3 separate regions of the Homo sapiens genome follow, and regions 1 and 2 are each linked to region 3. A link is a contact called in ENCODE Hi-C or POLR2A ChIA-PET data. All regions are on one chromosome and are shown on one strand. The core of a region is the stretch at or near the end of the contact, and the rest is flanking DNA. Distances in the headings are between cores, read along the strand shown.

Region 1 (3,161 bases), core at 84-2,583, 1.7 Mb before region 3:
GACACAACACCCTGTAAAGTTTTCACAGGGGGACATCAACCTAAAGACATTTTGGTAATATGCACACTTAGGAAAGATGAAGAGAGGCACAAAGATTTTTTTACAGTAGAGTGTCAGATGGTTTATTCTCCGCTTTCCTCTCATGTAAAATGTTTGTAAACAGAAAAATATTTTGGCCGAGCGCGGTGGCTCACGCCTGTAATCTCAGCGCTTTAGGAGGCCGAGACGGGCGGATCACTTAAGGTCAGGAGTTCGAGACCAACCTAGCCAACATGGCGAAACCCTGTCTCTACCAAAAATACAAAAATTAGCTGGGCGTGGTGGCGGGCGCCTGTAATCCCAACTACTCGGGAGGCTGAGGCAGGAGAATCGCTTGAACCCGGGAGTCAGAGGTTGCAATGAGTGAGACTGCATCATTGCACTCCAGCCTGGCGACAGGGCGAGATTCCGTCTCCAAAAAAAAAAAAAAAAAAAAAAAAAAAGAATATGGTTTGCTTCCTCATTAACCTTATCAAAGCCTCTCATTTACGCCCCTTCTGTGGACCCCAAACCACAAACCATGACTGCGGTACCTGGTTTATGAATCGCCGTTTGCTCAAACACACGGTTTAACGTTTTAACAAAGCCTCGGCTTAATTTTAGGGGAAGAAAGGTGGGACTGGAAGCCCCATGAACCACAGCTCCTCCCATGCTGGAACCCCGCACACCGAGACACCGAGTCGGGGCTCTCCCGCATCACCCTCCCGTGGTCACCACACTACCTGGATAGGGGAGGCGAGGGGTTCCCGACAGGGCTCCGGCCGGCGGAAGTGGCGCCCGCAGGTACAGACAGGATGCAGGGGTTCCGCTGCCCGCCCCGCCCGGCCCGGCCCTGAACAGAAGAGGACTGAGCCCCGGCTACGCCACGGCGACTCGGTCCGCAGGTTCCGGAGCCGATGGCGTGGAGGCCCGAGTCGCGCCACAGCAGGTTTCAACCAGCCCTCTTCTCCACTTCGGGAAGCCAGGCGCAGTCCACTCACCATTCCTCGGCTTCCCGGGTGTCCTGGCGTCAGCTAGGGATGTCCCAATACTCGCAGGTCACAGGGTGGCAGAGGCTGCTGCAGAGCCACCTGGGCCTCCCAGAGCCAAGAACTAGCAGCGGAGACTAACAGGAAGAGCCGGCTCCGGCGAAGGAGAGACAAAGCAACCGCCAGGCAGATCCCGGAAGCCGCCCTCTCCTTTCCGGCGGCGCGCCTGATTGAACGGTCCCCACCCCAGCGCCCCTGATTGGATGGGGCTTCAGGCCCCGCCCCTCAGGCCCTGAGTGACAGGAGATTGCGATCTCACGTGAGGCTGGATGAGGTCAGAATGACCGCTTTTGGCCTAGCGGTTTGTAGGCGGTGCGTCCTTCCTGCGCTGGGATCCGACCATGCAAGAAGGACATTCACATTTAACCTGTATACAAGTTATAGCTATTTGTGCCTTTTATATATATATATATATATAAAATTGGAAGCAATATAATGACAGTTCTGTAACTGCCCAGGGAGTTCACCTTGCCCGCTACCTAGACAGAGCCGATTTCTCAAGACAGGGGAATAGCAATAGAGAAAGAGTAATTCACGCAGTGTCCTCTGTGCGGGAGACCGGAGTTTTTTTATTTTATTTTATTTTTTTGAAACAGAATCTTGCTCTGTCTCCCAGGCTGGAGTGCAGGCTTGGAGTTTTATGATTATTCAAATCAGTCTCCCTGAGCATTTGGGGTAAGAGTATTTAGAACGTTTATTTTGCCAAGGTTGGGGATGCATATGCATGACACAGCCTCAGGATGTCCTTGATGACATGTGCCCAAGGTGGTCAGAGCACAGCTTGGTTTTGTTGGAGAGAAATGCTCGGTGCCGCAAAGTGAAACCAGCACTCAAGCGAAAGTTTTCTCAGCAACGCAATTTACTTCTGCAGAAGCGTGCTGCTCGCATCAATCACGATCGCAAGAGCACACTGAACAGAGGAAAGCAGGGGTTTTTATTCCTAACGCAGTCCCTACCTCTGGCATGGGCTGGGGTCAGACCGCACGATCTAAACTGACCCGGTTGGCTATTTGTGAATATTTTCCCAAATAAGGAAGGGGGAAGGGGGATGTGAGTTACAATGGTGGGACTTGCGGTTTCCAAGGGAGAAATGGGTGCAGAGCAGGTAACCAAGGGAACAGATGTGAGTTATTGATTAGAACTGACGGAAGGTTGTTTACAGTAACTAAGGGCAAGGAGGCATGGAGAACAAGAAAGTTGAGTTCGAAAACAAAAAAACAAGAAAGTTAACATGCCAAACCTTGGAAGAGAAACTGACTGTATCTGACAGCTTTATACATTTTAGGGAAACAGGAGACATCAATCAACATATGTAAGATGAACACTGGTTTGATCCGGGACAACCTGAAGCAAAAGCGGGTCAACTCGAAGCCAGGAGGGGGCTTCCAGGTCACAGGTAGGTGAGAGACAAACGGTTGCATTCTTTTGAGTTTCTGATTAGCCTTTCCAAAGGAGGCAATAAGATATGCATTCATCTCAGTGAGCAGGGGATGACTCTGAATAGAATGGGAGGCAGGTTTGCCCTAAGCAGTTCCCAGATTGACTTTCCCCTTTAGCTTAGTGATCTGGGGGGCTCAAAACATTTTCCTTTCCAATTTCCCCCTTTTCTTTTAAAAATATTTTGGAGAAAGCATTTTAGAAGAAAATCAGTCTCTGGTCCCAGGTTTTGTCCAATCTCTCATGGAGTAGCTGGGATTACAGGCACTGGACACCACGCCTGCCTAATTTTTTTTTTTTTTTTTTCGTAGAAATGGGGTCTCCCTCAGTTGCCCAGGCTGGTCTCTGGTGCCCAACGCCGGGCTCCCGGTAATCTCTACAAATAATCCAGTGAAGGAATGCCAGAGAGTGGAAAGTGGAGGATGACTGACAAAGGACGCCCGAGTACGTTTTCACTTCAAGCTCTACAGGTAAGTAGGGCGCTCGGAAAATTCCAGGGTAACCTCCGGAAACTATGGGTCAGGCTGAGAGTAAGTTTGCTAATTACTGAAGCCTTGTCCGGCAGTTACTGCGCCGCGGAGGGGTAATTGTGAGTACCCAAAATCTCCCATCTTTGTTCTATCTGGTAAAAAAGTATTCTCTTTGGTTCCCGGAATA
Region 2 (3,188 bases), core at 174-2,673, 1.6 Mb before region 3:
AAGTGAAAAAAATGTTTCAAGGTGTAAAACCCAGGAAGTGGCAATGCTGATTGGAACACAGACAAATCTGACTCAAGTGCCAAGTCAGGCCGTCCTATCACTTGGGACCTTCCTCTGTTTCCATACTGCTCACTGACCACCTTCCCGCCTTGCCCAGGAGCCACCACACTGTGCCCCACTGGGTGCCCCAAGTGGCTTGACTTTGCAGATTCTCGCGCCCCCTCACTGCAGTGGGTCTTCCTTGTCCTTTGGAACAGTTTTTCCCCCTTCACAAGTCTGAGAGAATCCAGATGTCAGAAATCATTTCTGTTTTTTCTTCTCAATATCAGCATCCAACTGGCTGACCAGCAATGTGTCCCCAAGGAACAGACGCTGGAGTTGGGTGAAGACAATCTGCATGTCCTAAGGGGTTAGCTTTGTAAATGAAGGGTAGGACCAGCTTCCTCTCAGCCCCAGGGCATCCATCTGCTCCCTTAAGAGGCTCCACCTCCATCACTGAGGCTGTCCTCTGGGAGGAAAGGAACAACGTGCTAATGTTCACTAAACATGCCTTGAGATGGGTCACCCCCAGACAATTATGAAACCCAGGCACAGAAAAAGACTGGAGGGTGGCTGAGGACACATGACCTTGTAAAATTTCCAAAGCAGAACCTCAAACCAAAGACATTCCGATAAGGTGTCTGTGCCTGGGGAAGATAAAAGAAGAGACACAAAGATTTTTTTTAAAGCAGTGTGTCAGGTGATTCTTCTCTGCTCACATAAAATGTTTACAAACAGAAAACAGATGTCTAAAAAAAGTGCCATCCAATGCTCTGTGAAAAAATGATGAAAACACTGTGTGTGAAATGTACAATAAAGGACACACAGGCTGGGGGGACAGGATGGTGGATGTGAGACCGTGCTTGCCACACATTTGGAAACGCAGTGGAAAACCAGTCCCCCTCTGGAGTGTTTAAAATAATTAACTAGCAATCAATTAGACTGAAGTAGCACTAGGACCATCGGTTCCTAAGGAAAAAAATCTAACTGAAATACATGTCTTGTAAATTACTACCTTAGGAAGAAACGATTTTCAGCCTGAACCAACCACAAACCTCCAATTAACCTCTCATTAAATAACCAGGAAATTTCCACCTGGACAGTCCACATAAGGCGACTCCACAACTGTAACTGTAACCAAGTTCTGAATTTGGTTCGCTTCCTTATGCCCCTTACAAAAGCCTTTGCTCCAAGCACCCACAAACCATGACTGGGCGCTCTGCATTGATGAACAGCTCTTTGCTCAAATAATCTCTTTAACGTTTAAACCTTGATTCCCTTTTCATTTTTACCAGGAGAAAGGAGGGCCTGGGACCCCACAGCCCACAGCTCCTCCCACGCAGTGGCTCCTCCTGGGTCGGGGCTCTCCCCCAGGCCCCTGCCGTCGCCACCGCACAGCTGCCAGCGAGGGGACGCGCCGGGCGGAAGTCGAGCGCAGAAGCGGACCGGACGCCGGGTGAGGCTGGCGGCCCAGCCCACATCCTGAGGCCAGGGGAAGCTGAGGGCCGGGCGGGTCCAGCGGGGTCTCGGGTCTGCAGACTCCGGAGGCAGCTGTGGGGAGGCCTGGGGCCGCCACAGCCAGTTCCAGCCCGTTTCCATCAGCCCCCTGCCCACCTCGGGACCCCGCCCACATACTCACCATTTCCCAGCTTCCCGGGTGTCCAGGCTGCTTAGCTATGGATCTCCTGATACCTGCAGGTCAGAGGGCAAGAGGCTGTGGCGGCCACCTGAGCTTCCCCGAGCAAAGCACGCCGAGCACAGAAGACGACCCAGCTGAGGCTGGCAGGAGAGACGAAGGCCCCGCCAGATCCCGGAAGCCGCGCCCTTCTGTCCGGCTGCACGCCCGATTGGACGGTTCCTACGTCAGCGCCCCTGATTGGATAGGGCTCCAGGCCCCGCCCCCTCAGTCCCTGAGTGACGGAGGATGTGATCGGACGCTGGGCTGAGGGCGACAAAGTGACAGGTTCTTGGCTGCAGCCTTTTCATGCAGGGCTTCCTGCTTGCGCTGGGCCTGGCCCAGCCCAGGGGGCATTTTCATTTAACCTTTTGTATAAGGTTATATCCATTTATAAATAATATATATATGTTATTCACAAATGAAAACAATATAATGGCAATGATTTTAACATTTCAGATTTTATGACCTTTCTGGCCTCTGGTAGTTTGATCAGGCAGCCTGAAATTTCAAAAAGGGAGGCAATCCTTTAAGAAATAAAATGTAAGCCACGTGTGAATTTTAAATTTCCTAGTAGCCACCTTTTAAACATTAAAAGTAACAGGTGAAACTGATTGTAATAATTTATTTAACCCAATATATTCAAAATATTATCATTTCAATGTATGATCAATATCTCAATATTCATCAATATATTAATGAACTATATAATTTTCGGTAGTCAATCTGTGAAACTCACTCTGTATTTCACCTTCCCAGCACGTCTCTGTTCAGCCACATTCCAGGCCCTCAGTACTCACACATGGCCAGTGGCTGTCACACTGCCGTGCAGCTCTGAGGGAGGTGAACGGTCTGAACCCTCATTTCCTTCCAGCAGTGAAAGATCGGTCCTCCTTATCAACGTCTCTCCCCAGGCCAAAGGCTGAAGGGACAGGGCCCTAGAGAGAGCAAGGGCTGCAAAAAGAGAGTGTCCACAGGTAGACCATTGCTGCCCCGCCTGCTGTCCATCTTCCTCCCAAAAATCAGACAGTCAAAAAAAGAACAATGGAGCCCCCAGGAGGACCTAATCCCCAGTCTTCAGGTCTTCCACAGCTTTGACTTCCAAAGTTTAGATATACAGAAAATAGATTAAACAAACTTCTGATATTGGTATTTGGCCTTGGCGCTAATAAACAGGCTATTGGTTGTCTTTTTCCTCCTATGGTGTGGGAGACTGGGTGAGTTTATGCACCAATCACGTGTACACATCTACATGTATCTCTACATAACTCACCACCGTCTAACAAGAGATCCAAATTTAAATAAAGGGAAAAGAAAATCAATACCTATAGGGTGCCTACTGTTTGCAGGTAACTAGTAATCAGTCTCTCATTGAATTCTGACATCCTGTCTGTAATGGGTGTGTGTGTTAGTTAGTTAGTGATGCATAACAAACCACCGAAACTTACTAGCTCATGATTCGGCTGGTCAGCAA
Region 3 (3,170 bases), core at 496-2,995:
TCCTTGAACATATGGGGTTTCTTTATAGATCTAAAGTTGATGCTACCTTTATAACACTGGAAAGGTCTCACTGTTTACAAGGGTGAAACACATTATCAGAGCAATGTGGGCCGCACATCCCTGGAAGGTACCGCTGAGAAGGTGAGAAAGGGGAAAAGATTCTCTCACTCAGCCTCAAAACTGTCCCCCAGTATCAAAGTCATCTCCTCTCACACAGCATCCCTAACTAAGGTGGCAGCCCCTCTGCTTATCTGGAAAGAAGTACAACACACCTACCCTCCACTGACCTAAAGTGTGCCTCCTCCATCTACTGCCAAGTGACACTTTGCTCCTTCAGTGAAGCTTTCAGCAATGCCTCCCAAGCACTAAGGCCAGGCCTTTCTCTGCACTCCATCAGCACTTCAGACACACAACTCTTTTGGAACTTGTTACATTACCCTGCAATGATTTGTTGACAAACTTGTTCTCCTTTCCTGCCCCAGCAGACTGGGGACAGAGTAAGTCTAAGCCCTCATTCATCCAACACTCTTCAGGGAGGCTGGAATCTGGGCTCTCCTTCTCTCCCTGCTCTCAGTGCTCTCACCTGTATTCTAGGATCCAGTTCTTCCTCCTCTCTTGGGGACAATTTGGCCTCACTGCTGCTGCTTCCACCTCCTCCAGGCTCTTCTGCGACTGGGCTCCTAGGGACTTCATCCTCTACAACTTCAGGCCGCAGCTCCCCCTGTGGGGTCTCCCGCCCTCCTGGAACCTGTCTGAGCTCAGCCATGCTGACAGGGGGAGGGCAGAGCCCTATGCACAAGAGAGGACTGACATGCTGGGACCAGGGCCCCAGCTTGGGGCTTCCTGGGCTCTAGATGGCCAGGAGAAGAGTTTCTCTTCTCAAAAGGCAGAAAAGGTGGGCACAGGAAGAACCTCACACTAGGTTAGAGGTTGAGATTCAAGTTGTCAGTGGGGTTCCTAGAGCTGAAGCCTTGTCTGTGCAAAAGTTCTTCCCTTCCCGCCACAGGGAGTCCACTGTGACAAACCCGGAGCAACAGCTCCAAGGCAGGGGGCAAAGGGGGCTTGGATCCTGGACCGAGGCCTGCTAGGAGGAGCACCATTCGGGAGGGTGGAGGCAGGCGCCTCCAGGCTGTGGTGGCAGCTGGAGAGAGAAGGCTGGGCCCGAGCTGAGGCTGTAGGATGAGCGTCTCTGGGGAGCTGCAGAGAAACAAAGGCCAAGTATATGGTCATGTCAGCATCAAAACCGCAGCCACCAGCCCCTTCCAACTCTACAGCCTCCCAAAAACTACACTCTCACCACGCCCCCACCCATGTATTCCGACCAGTCCCTACCTCAACTTCTCTCCTTAGCCCTCAAGGACTTTAGATTCTACTCTTCCCCCGTCCCAGCTCCTCTCGACCCAGGCCCTCCTCAACCAGCGCCTTCGAGACTTTCCTCTGCACCCCTAGGCTCTCCTCCATCTCCTGTGGTCTCCCGCTCGTCCCACTCCACCCCAGCCCGGCTTTGCGATTCACCTTGTAACCCCGAGCCCCACCCCACCTTCTCTGTCCAACCCGAGACATCTAAGCCTCCCGTCTCCAATTCCACACTCTTCCGCAATCCCAAGGACCCTACTCCCGTCCATTCTACCCAGCCATGCGCAAAAGCCCCCCGCACAGCCTTACCTCAGTTTACCTTCCCGTCCGCGGAGCTTCTATGCTGCAAACAATCTCCCCCCCTCCCTCCCCGCAACAAGCCGATCCAACCAAAAACGACCAGGCAGACCAGAAGCGGAAATACATCATCGGTGAACAACGCTCTCCCTCCCACGCTCTCTCTCAAGCCGGGCCTCCTCGGGAGGCCTCACACTCCCCCGCCCTGCCTTCAGTTTCCGTACAAAATGGTGCCCCACGTTGCTCAGGCTAGCCGTAGGTTGCCTCCAGACCATACTCCACCAAGGCTGAATGAAAGAAAAACATGAGAATGTGGTGCTGAAGAAAATTAGGGCGCGGGACGGAAATCGAGAGTAACTGGTGAGAAGAGGAATACTAGATATAAAACGGAGATAATAGCCTCAGAGTGAGTAGTGCCATCTTGCTTTACGGAGCTGCGGCGGCGGCTGCCGGAAAGCCACTTCCGGCCTGCTCCACGGAGGCGGGCGCGACGCCGAAAGTGAGCTGGTAAACTTCCGGCAGTGGCTCCGGGGGCAACTCGAGTCCGGACGCTGGCGGGCTTCGCGGGCGAAGGCAAAGTCGATTTCCAAAAGTGACTTTCCTCACTCCCGTGAAGTCGGCGGAACCCTCCACTAACGGCGTCTGAGCGGACGGCTCCGATGTGTAAATCCCACTCCTCGAGGCCTCTGGACCTTGCACCTTGAACGACGTTTTGGTGGGGTCACCAATTGCTCCGTGAATACTAACCAGGAACTTAGTCAACATTAACTCAGTTAATTCACTCGTGCACCCAGGGTCAGATGCCCTCGATGAGCAGGAGTTTGTTACATGGCATTGTGTATCGTTACCTAGGTCCCTGAGCGAGCGCCTGCTTGTCACCTCTAGGTGTCGCTTGGTGAGGGGAGGGCCTAGGCCTAAGGGGAAGGGCTTCATTCAGGGTTGGATGTTTTGTTTTTACAAAAGGCGTAACTTCCTCAGAGTCAACTCAAAACTTTGCCCTGCAGATGGAAAAGGCAAATGGGCTGAATTCCCCTCCTTTTTGGATCCTGTCAAAGACAACCCAGCTAGACATTGAAGCAGTGAAAAAGACTTTTTTCAGTAACTACTTACAGAAAGGAAAAGAACTGACCTCTGTTCCGATTTGTACAGAAGTGACTGGGCATTTCAAAGGGAGAATGAAGGAAGGAAGGTGATCAGGGCTCAATAGTGTTGGAGAAGTGAAAAATTACAGATTTGATTGGCATAGATGCGATTCGGCCAGATGTGTCTGCTAGCTAGCAGCTATAGAAGTTAGAGTGCTTTTTTATGTATTTATTTATTTTGAGACGGAGTTTAACTCTTGTTGCCCAGGCTGGAGTGCAATGGCGCGATCTTGGCTCACTGCAACCTCCGCCCCACCCCCACCCCCGAGTACAAGAGATTCTCCTGCCTCAGCCTCCCGAGTAGCTGGGATTACAGGTGCATGCCAACACATCTGGCTAATTTTTCTATTTTTAGTAGAGACGGGGTTTCGCCAC

The links. A loop is a pair of places that touch in the nucleus more often than their neighbours do. ChIA-PET counts read pairs that join two places held with the same protein, here RNA polymerase II (POLR2A). Pooled maps may share reads with other maps.
Region 1: a map of CD8-positive, alpha-beta T cell shows a loop between it and region 3 (18-fold over the local background). The contact joins the promoter of FLJ39095 here to the promoter of SH3BP5L in region 3. A Hi-C loop is called at or near these places in 1 of 168 maps with a recorded cell type or tissue (CD8-positive, alpha-beta T cell) and 9 of 50 pooled maps. POLR2A ChIA-PET finds 5 or more read pairs at or near these places in 1 of 52 experiments (OCI-LY7).
Region 2: a pooled map shows a loop between it and region 3 (10-fold over the local background). The contact joins the enhancer-like site here to the promoter of SH3BP5L in region 3. A Hi-C loop is called at or near these places in 4 of 37 single-sample maps with no recorded cell type and 13 of 50 pooled maps. POLR2A ChIA-PET finds 5 or more read pairs at or near these places in 3 of 52 experiments (BJ, PC-3 and Panc1).

What each region holds. Positions count from the first base shown.
Region 1 is chr1:247,103,178-247,106,338 of GRCh38, forward strand. FLJ39095 (a long non-coding RNA gene) reads left to right here and starts at 1,334. Exons shown (of 3, transcript NR_147502.1): 1 at 1,334-2,463; 2 at 2,816-2,974. It overlaps ZNF669 (zinc finger protein 669), which reads right to left and starts at 1,179. Exons shown (of 4, transcript NM_001142572.2): 1 at 1,020-1,179. The coding sequence starts at 1,022. RefSeq lists an enhancer at 1,130-1,424.
Region 2 is chr1:247,209,013-247,212,200 of GRCh38, forward strand. No RefSeq gene overlaps it. Among named protein-coding and RNA genes, the nearest start is that of MIR3916, 8.5 kb to the left of the region's middle. RefSeq lists silencers at 1,437-1,646, 1,787-2,046 and an enhancer at 1,453-1,952. Within about 2 kb of position 1,424, at least 35 of the 41 ENCODE cell types and tissues checked have a DNase peak (open chromatin) inside an H3K27ac peak, as active enhancers do; they include PC-3, where a contact is called at or near this core.
Region 3 is chr1:248,824,170-248,827,339 of GRCh38, forward strand. It overlaps SH3BP5L (SH3 binding domain protein 5 like), which reads right to left and starts at 1,746. Exons shown (of 7, transcript NM_030645.3): 1 at 1,666-1,746; 2 at 584-1,197. The coding sequence starts at 766. MIR3124 (microRNA 3124) reads left to right here and starts at 2,208; the gene lies at 2,208-2,274. RefSeq lists enhancers at 1,418-1,477, 1,540-2,091, 1,848-2,107, 2,092-2,642, 2,218-2,267 and 1 more.